Linked DNA regions of Homo sapiens: region 2 is linked to region 1. A link is an interaction called in ENCODE POLR2A ChIA-PET data of the cell type or tissue named here. Cell type or tissue: GM12878. All regions are shown on one strand.

The links. Peaks named below come from ENCODE experiments on the same cell type or tissue, not always from the same donor. Only the 100,000 strongest peaks of a DNase experiment are listed, where the experiment ranks them.
Region 2: POLR2A ChIA-PET joins it to region 1 with 5 read pairs; 3 of 35 experiments call an interaction of 5 or more read pairs at or near these places.

What each region holds. Positions count from the first base shown.
Region 1 is chr5:102,760,116-102,765,115 of GRCh38, reverse strand. The region is part of intron 1 of PAM (peptidylglycine alpha-amidating monooxygenase); the gene reads right to left. Among named protein-coding and RNA genes, the nearest start is that of PAM, 7.3 kb to the right of the region's middle. RefSeq lists an enhancer at 2,878-3,027. In GM12878, no CTCF peak of the experiment used is centred here; a DNase peak (open chromatin) is centred at 2,778; H3K4me3 peaks cover 2,370 bases; H3K27ac peaks cover 1,512 bases.
Region 2 is chr5:103,196,518-103,201,517 of GRCh38, reverse strand. All of the region lies in intron 30 of PPIP5K2 (diphosphoinositol pentakisphosphate kinase 2), which reads right to left. Among named protein-coding and RNA genes, the nearest start is that of MACIR, 60 kb to the left of the region's middle. In GM12878, no CTCF peak of the experiment used is centred here; no DNase peak of the experiment used is centred here.

The DNA of each region.
Region 1 (5,000 bases):
TAGACTGAGTAGGCTGAGGGGTTCTGTGATCCAGGTAAGCTGGAATAAATCAGAAGAAACTGGTGGAAAAAATAACTCTTGAAGGAAGTGATGGAAATAGGCCAATAGAAAGAAAAGAGGCTTCATGATGAATAAAAACAATGCCAAAAAAGAAAAGAATAAATTATGTGGAAAGCCTAAACAAACATTAAAGGGAAGCCTTCAACTGAATAAGAAGTACAGAAAGGGTTGCAACAGCATGTGGGGTTGAAGTAAGATTGGGGACTTTTAGCTGGGCTGATGAAGGGATTGTCATTGACAAGACAGACAAGCAGTTACCACTGACAGTTTTTGAGCACGGTTTGCTGTTGTGGTAAAGGAAGCTGTTCTAGTAGCTGTGTTAAAATCAGTTTAGTGGCGGAGCAACCTGGGATTGTAGTTGATATAGTAAGGGACTTTGAAAAACTGATCAGGACTGAAGATAATGACCCCATATAGATGCTTTAAGTTTTAGCTACCAGCAAGACATTCTTAACACTTTTCTTCCCTCACGCCCCGTATTTCTGGACATACTGGCCTTCTTGGTATTCCTTGGTGGTGGAGGTATAGAGGCAGAGTTCCTTTGTTCCAGCCTCAATATCTTATACCTGTTACCGCTGCTTCGTAGAGAATCTTTGCACAGTTAGTTCCCCGACTTCATCTGGGTTTTTGCTCAAATGCTACCTCTTCAAGAGGTTTTTGTTGACCATCCTGTGTAAGAGGACCCTCTGCTATCATTCTCCATTCCCTTATTTGCCTAATTTTTCTTTACAGGACTTATTAGTACCTGAAATTATATATATATTTATTATATATATGTTTTTAATATATATGTTACACTTAATGATTATCTGTCACTCCCATTAATAAGTAAGCTCCATGAGTCCAAGGACATTTTATGTACTGTTCAGAGTTTTATTCCTAGAGCCTGGCACAGAGAGTAGCATAAAGTAGGGAGTCGCTAAATATTTTTTGAATAAATAAAAGAAAACCCCAACTTATTCCCGAGTTCAATTAATGGTATTCCCCCCAAAACACTTTCGATCTATCTTCACTGCCACTTCCCAGTATCCACCACCAGACTGGTACACACTGTCATGTCAAATTAAATTAATGCAAGAGCTACCCAATTTCACCCCACTGACATGCACACCCCAATCCAACTCACGCCCCCACAGATGATCTTACCAAAACACAAATCACATCAAGTCCCCAGCTCCGACCTAAAACACTCTCCTATGTTCTTATGAGGAAAACCAAATTCTTCATGTGGCCAGCAAGACCCTTTGTGGACTGGCCGGCCACCAGCCAAGGGGTCCAGCCTCACAGTAGCTCTTCTCTCCCCTTGATCTTCCTCAGTTACTTGATTTCATTCTGTTCCCTTCTGTAAAGGGCCTCTGCACAAATGGCAGTTCTCTCTGCTTTCTGGAACACTTTTCTTCCTACCCTATCTCACATTCTCCTACTCATACTTCAGATATCAATCAAGTGTCACTTCCTCAGGTTCCTATTATATAAGCCCACAAAATTCTACTGTTCTATTCAGAGCATTTACCTCTGCCTGTAATTATACATAATTATTTGTTGTTGTTGTTGTTGTTGCTGTCGTGTGTAAATTTTATTAGGGATTGTCTTCCTCCTATACTCTTCACTCCATGATAATGCAGACCAGGAATTTTTTGCTCATTATTGGATCTCTGGGGTCAAGAACAGTGCTAGGTACATGGCTGACACTGAATGAATATTTGTTGAATAAGTGAAACCCAAGAGCTAGAGGTCACTGTCAAATACATAGATAAAAAATTTTTCCACTAATACTGAGGTAAAGCTGGAGGCAAAGATATTAGTGAAAATCTATAATAGGACTTAGAGCTATTATTAAAACAGAAGGAGAGTGGAGGAACCCAGGACAATGCAAGCTGAAACAGTGCTAACTATCTACTGGATAATCATGGGACCAAGAGAGTCTGTTTAATTAGGGAACTAGACAAGAACTAGTTCAAATAATTTACTGACACCAGGTAGTTATGACTTAGGTAGTGACAGTAACTAGGTGAAAGGTTACATTTACATATCCTATTAACAGCTCCTTGACTCATCATCAGTCTGCTCTGGAAACATTTATCTGTGCAGAGAAACCATTAAAACTTTCCTCTCCTTGGCATTTTCTATTATAAAAATTCTGCAAAAAGTCCTTAGTTCCCTGGAAAATGTTTTAAAGGCATTTCACTCTGGTCGATTAGGCATACAGTAATAGCTAAGTGAGGCAGGGGCCACAGAGGAAATGGCATATAATAGAAAGAACCACTTCGCTCCTGATTAAAGTTACTCATGTGCAGCTTGAGAAAATGTACACACCAGAAAGCTCTGAGCACTACAGGGTATCACGGGTTAAAGGACAAGGCCTAATTTTTTTTTAACCCTCATTGTTACCGCTTTATTCCCCAAACACTAGAACCAATATAATTCTAAATTCTCCCCAGGGAAAGAAGGAGTTTATTAGCTTACTTTTATTTCCTTATTTCAGGCTTCTTTTAAAATAAGATGTAGCATTGATGAGCATGAAAAAAAAAATCTAATATTGCTTCCACTCATTGAAACCCATCAGTGACTCATGCAATAAACAGCAAGTCTCCTGGTTTTGTTTCTGAAGAGGGCACACCAACAGTTTCAACAGCATACTCCAGTTTTACTGGAAACAGTTCTCAAAAGATGACTTACCACACCCTGCCTGAGAAAGGACAGCATGAAACTGGGGAAAATTCTGATCTTCAGAAATACAACAGACAATGAGTATTTCCAATTTCATGCTGTTTATATGAAGAGAACAGAGGCACAAGGCAAGACAAGCCTGAAGCACAGGTAAGAACTGTGGCAAATAAAAGAGAAAGGAAAAATGAAAGCACACTGAACAAGTGACTTTACCAGATTCAGCAGGGCTGAGGAAGGGGAATTTGGGGGAGATAACCAGAGTTTTCTACCCCTACAAAAATAAGATTTCAAAACTCACAATTAAAAGAAAAAGACATTTAACAAAGTAACGTTTTTAAACTAAATGGGGAAAAATCTCACTAGTTAACAAATGCCTGCTTTATGCAAGGGACTCTACCTTTATACAAACCCTAATAGCATATGACCTCGGCTCTCCCAGAATTCACTGAATTTGAAAGGAATGTCTATGAAAATAAGGATTTGTTGATGTAATTAGTAATGTAAATAACAGGTATACATATAACCTACAAAAAGTTTTCTTTAAACACTATAGAAGCCTCCAGTTACATGCAACAATTATCATGCTATTCAAAATTAACTAATATCTTCATAAAAGTTCCCTTCAAAAGAGTTCTAAAAGATAACATAAGTGCTTAAAAATAATAAATTCTATCTTTAAAATATTCTAAACTTCAGACTTTTAAAAGCTTGAATTAATCTTTATATAAGTAAAATGTTACTGCACTACAAATGAGTACTATTTTAAAACAAACTTACTTTGGCATAAATAAGTGAAATTCTCAAGATATGAAATTTATAAGGCATTTTTAGCCACGGAAAAAGCAGGTAGTAGTATGATTCTTCCATAAGGGCCTCAGACTTTACTTTTATTTATTTCTACCACTGTTTTTGTTTTGCTTATGTTGTACATGCAGCAGTGAACTGTACACTCAATGCAGGTAAAAACCGTCCTTTGTTACTGCAACTGTTGGCTGGACCTATTATTCTTTGTGCATTTGCTTCCCAGTACTTGTGGCCCACACTCTCTACAAAATGAGCTTCTCCTATCTGATAGGGAAGCAGATCTGCTGCTTTGATTGTTTCCTTAATTCTGCGGTGTCATTTAAAGTTGTACTTTAAAGTATTATGTTTTATATTTTTTGAGTCCAGTTCCCTCCTTTCTTGAAGCTACCCTCTTAAACTCCCTGAACAAGAGCCATCTGGAAATCTTGTTCCTGTCCTCCATCCTTTCTGTGAGACCACACCAGCACAGCTGGGTTGCAGCAGGCACTGCCGAGGTGCTGCTGGACTGGCTATGCTCCAGACCCTCACTGTTAACATGCAATTCTTGTCCTTTTGTGTTAAGCATGGTTAGTAGACAAAGCTCAAGACAGTGTTCAGCAGTTCAATCTCCTTTGGGCACAGATCCTAATCTCACAATCACACATGATTTGAGTAACGCTGTTTATATGTAGAACTTCTGTTGCTACATGGTCCCAGTCTGCCCAGTCTCCAAATTGACAGTGTAGATACTTTTCCACTTTTCTTTTCCCCAAGAGGCCTGAACTAAGTACTGTATAGGTTATCCAAACAGAAATATTTTCTTTGTATTAAAGGGACTCCTGTGAATCTAACATGAAGTCAAACATCATTTTTATGCTGTCGAAATCAACAACTTCTACTGTCTCTACTCACTCACCAACACAAACAAAATTTGAAGCTTTAAACCAGCAATGTCCAATAAAACTATCTGCAATGATGGAAATTTTCTATATCTTCTCTGCCCAGTACAGTATCCACTAGCCTTGTATGGCTATTAAGCATTTGAAATGTGGCTACTGCAACTGAGGAATGGATTTTTAAAATCGTATTCCATTTTTAATTAATTTATACTTAAATTTAAACAGACAATGTGGCTAGTGGCTATCAATAATTAAGGGTCTGAGATTTTTATCCTACTTGCAGGCTAACGAAATCAGGGTGCCACAGTTTCATGGGGATGCTGGAAGAAGACAGAAAATTCTAGGGTGAGAAACAAAGGACTATACTACTCACAAAAATATCAGTAGCAGTAGTATCAGCATAGTTGTGCCAATGTCCTGAAACTCAGTTCCCCCCATGTGATGTGAAGCAGATACTTGATGATCTGCATTGTCAGAGGGGAACCCTGAGCTTAGGGTACTTGAATCTTTTAAACTGGACAGTAAAACCTACCTGCCCTTTGCTTCAGAGGGAAAGAATACCTCTATCTTCCAAAACTATCTACCATA
Region 2 (5,000 bases), 440 kb before region 1:
ATAAAACAAAAACAAAAAAAAAAAACTATTGCTTAAATTTACACAAACAATCCAAGTTCAAATAATACTGCTGATTGACAAAACAATTCTTGTTATAATTGTGATGTAAATGAAATGTAAAAATTTAATATAGCATTTTTAACCTTTTACTTTTCAGAATTCAACACAAATATAGAAAGGTAATGACAATGGGCTGTGTTCACAAAATTAATTTCTCATTTTACTCTACATGCTTCCTAGGAAATGAATATATTTTCATAATTTTTAACTACCATCCATTGTGCTAATGATTTTTAAATTTATACTTCTGGCCTGGGCCTTTTCCTTTAGCTCAAGATATGTATATACAACTGCCAATTGAAACTTTCTTTAAAGATATCTGACGAGAAAGACAAACTTAATATGCATAAACTGAACTCATCATTTTCTCTACAAGCATCTATTTCCTCTTGTATCTTCTATCTTATCCCTCTCTAAAAAGCTAGAAGGTAAGAAAACTAGAAGCACGCTTGACTTAGGAATCATCCTTCTGTGTCTAAACCAACATGAAGTCTTCATGAATTATCAAAAAACTATTCTAGGCCAGGCAGGGTGATTCATGCCTGTAATCCCAACACTTTGGAGGGCCAACGTGGGAGGATCGCTTGAGCCCAGAAGTTCAAGACGAGCCCTGGCAACATAGTGAGACCCCCTTCTCTACAAAAAACTTTAAAAATTAGCTGGGTGTGGTGGCACACACTTATAGTCTCAGCTACTCAGGAGGCCAACGTAGGAAGATTGCTTGAGCCTGATAGGTTGAGGCTGCAGTGAGCCATGATTGCACCACTGCAGTCCAGCTTGGGTAACAGAACAAGACATTGTCTCAAAAGAATAAATAAATAAATAAATAAATAAATAAATAAAATAAAAAACCATTCTAGGTGGCATTACATTATTACATTTCTACTATGGATGAATAGATGTATGGGTAAGCTTCTATCAGACCAATCTTCCCACAGATAACAAATATACACTCTGTACTAAATATGAGGAAGAACTACCTGAAGATACTAAATAGTGAACAAGAGCAGGCCGTTACTAGATAAGAATCAGCACTTGGAAAAAGGGAATAATATGGAATAACATTCCCCTTCTTTTTAGCCTGAGGACAGGCCCTAATATGCACCATGTACAATGGCTACAAGTCCAACATAAGAAGCAGAAGACAAGTATTGCAGCAACTACAGCTGCTAGAAAGTAAGGTGGAAAATCTCAAAAAGGATGAGCCCACAATTCTATTTGTAAATGATGGTCAAATGTATGGCATGAGCAGAGTAAAGTCCAAGGAGCCCAGCTAAAGCAAAAAATGAACTGAAATTTTTGCCAGCCACTTCACGGAACACCATATTTTACAATCTGAGCTCAGCCAAGGCTAACTCTTTGTTTAAAAACAAACAAAACAATATTTTTTGGAGGAACATAACAGAAATAACAAAATCCAGAGTTTCTATAACATACCATTCACAATGTCTACAATATAATCCAAAATTAATATACTAAGAAACAGAAAAACATCTTTCCTGCTGAGAATGCATAAATTGATACAGATCACTTTGGAGATGAGTCAGATTAACAGACAAGAATTTTAAAGCAGCAATTCTAACTATGCTCTAGGACAAAGAAACATAAGTTTATAACGAATAAAAAGAGAAAAATCCCTGCAAAAAAACTATTTAAAAGAATCAAACAGAACATCTAAAAGAATAAATATCTGAAATAAAAGGTCTGAAATAAAAACTAGATGGGTTTAACAACAGAATGAAAAGTAGAAGTAAAAGTAAACAACAACCAAATCAACCAAATCAACATCAACCAATGAACATCTTTTTTGGAGTATTACCAAAAAAGAAAAAAAAAAATAGACATAAATATGCCTTAGTCAACCTGCTGAAAAGCAAAGATAAAGAGAAAACATTGAAAGCAAGCACAGAAAAACAACCCATTGCATTTATGTGGACAGTAATTCAAATTAACTAAGTCTTCTTATCAGAAACAATGGTAACCAGAAGACAGTGGAATATCATTAAAGTGCTGAAATAAAAAATTTTCTACCCAGAATTCTCTATTCAGCAAAAATTACACTGCAAGAATGAAGGCAAAATAAAGCCATTTTTCAGACACAAAAAAATGAATAGAATTTGTTGCCAACAGACCTGCAGATTAAGAAATGCTAAAAAACTTCAGGCTGAAGGCAAACGAAACCAGATGGAAACACAGACTTCAAGGAAGGAATAGAGAGCAAAAAATATGGCAAATATATGGATAAATATAGAATCTTTTTCTCCTCTAAGTTTCTTTAAAATACATATGACTGTTTAAAGCAAATATCATAACACTGTATTGTAGTGTTTATAATATATGTGGAAGTAACACATAAGGATAACTATGTGTAAAGAATGGGAAGAGGGTAAGGTAAATGAATCTATACAGTGGCAAGGCTTCTACATTTTACTTTCAGTGGTACAAAATTAACCCTAAGTAGATGGTGAAAAATTAGGAATATATATTTAGAGCAACAAAAAAAAATGCAAAAAGATACAGCAAAAGTCCATAGAAAAAGTTAAATAAAATTCTTAAAAATATTGAATTAGTACAAAATGAGGTAGAGTAGGAAAGAATAAAGGTATAATAATCAAAAGGAATAAACAGAAAACATAAGAAAGTAGTAGACTAACCTCAACATATCAACAATTACATTAAATGTTAATGAACTGTAAACTGCAACCATAAGGCAGATATTGTTAGAATGCCTTGCATAAATAAAGTTTGTTGAGCTATATCACATCAGACAAAATAAAACAAAACATTACTGGAAATTAAAGAGAAAAAAGTCATGATAATAAATGAGTCAATTTATTAAGAATATCCAATAATCAAATATGCATCTAATTATGTAACAGAGCTCCAAAACACAAAAAGCAAAAATCTACCAAATTAAAGGGAGAAACAGACAATTCTGCAGTTGTGAGTGTAATCGCTCTCTGTACAACTGATAGCACAATCAATCCCTTCCTTGAACACCCCTCTGCCAAAGAAAAACCAAATAGTAAAGACAGACTATCTGAACATTATCAACAACCTTCACCTCATGCATAATGATAAAATAGTGTCCATTAGGATCAATGAACTATAAGATAAACATTTGGGTTTTTTTTTTAGTACACAAATTATATTCAAAATATTCCAGATGTTAAGCCATAAGTCCCACATTTAAAAGACTGAAATCACACAGTGTATGTTTTTATAACTGCAATGGAACTAAATAAGAAATTGATTAAAAACAATAAAAAAACCCTGAATATTTGGAATTTAACCAATATACTTCTAAATATGCAATGGATCAAAGAAGAAATCACAAATAAACTAGAAAGTATTTCTAACTGAATGATAATGAAAATACAATATAACTTTTGTGAGACTCAACTAAAATGCTTAGAGGGAAACTTAAAGGTTTAAATGTTTGAAATAGATAACAATCAATGACCTAAGAAACTAGAAATAGAGGATAAAAGTAAACCCAAAGTAAGTAGGATGTAGAAAATAATTTTTAAAATAATTAAAATAATTAATTTAAAATAATTTTTTAAAAATTGTGTTTTAAGGCTGGGTGCGGTGGCTCACACCTGTAATCCCAGGACTTTGGGAGGTTGAGGCAGGCGAATCACCTGAGGTCAGGAGTTCGAGACCAGCCTGGCCAACATGGTGAAACTCCATCTCTACTAAAAACACAAAAAAATTAGCCAGGCGTGGTGGCAGTCACCTGTAATCCCAGCTACTTAGGAGGCCGAGACAGGAGAATCGCTTGAACCCGGGAGGTGGAGGTTGCAGTGAGCTGAGATCACACCACTGCACTCCAGCCTGGGCAACAGAGGGAGACTCCGTCTCAAAAAAAAAAAAAAAAAAAAAAAATTTGTGTTTTAAACATAAAACCAACAGAAATACAAAGAGCCAAAAGTTGGTTCTTTGAAAAAGTAAACAAAATTGATAAATCCCTAGTGAGAATGATCACAAAAAAAAAGTAGAACACAAATTACCAGTAACATGAATAACAGAAGTTATTACCACATTCATTAAAAAGATAATAAAAGAGCAACAATTTGACAACTTAGATAAAATGAACAAATTCATAAAAAAATACAGCTACCAAAAGTATCACAAAAAGGAAACATAAATTCTATCAAAATTAATTGATATAAAATTAATTCTATCAAACATTCAAGGAAGAAACAAAAATCTTATAAAAACTCTTTCAGAAAATAGAAAGCACTTCCCAATTATTTTATGAAGCTAGCATTACTCTGATACCAAAACCTGGAAAAAGGCATTACAAAAACAGAAACAAAAAAAACTACAGACCAGTATCCTATCTTTCACAAACGCAGATGCAAATTTCTTCAAAATCAAATTTAACTATCTTTTGTCAGCATTTTTCTATCTTAACTTCGTGGCACATCTGATTGTACTGTCGATCCTTCCTGAAATGCTCTCTTACCCTGACTTCCAAGATATTACTCTATCATGATATTCTTTCTGTTTCTCTGATCCTTCTACTTTCCTGGTTGATGATCCTTCTTTTTCCCACTTTCTTATCCCAGACAGTGACATGCTACTCTGTTCATTTGTCTTACCCTATGTTTTTTTCCTCAGAGAATTTTATAGACCTTCATATATATAATATATCATAACTGAGTAGAGTTCATCCTAAGGATGCAAGGTTGACTTAACATTTGAAATGTCAAATATAACACCATTTTTAGTTTATTACTTAAAAATGTATATGAACTAATGCATTTATTATGTGTCTAAAGAACAATGTACTATGAGTCAAAATGCATTCAAATCCTAGGTCTACTGACTACTAGCTATGTAAGCTGGGATTAAGTTACTATCTCTGTTACTTTTTTCATCTGTAATGGACATAAGAATGGTATTGACCTCTAAAGGTTATGGTGAGAACTATG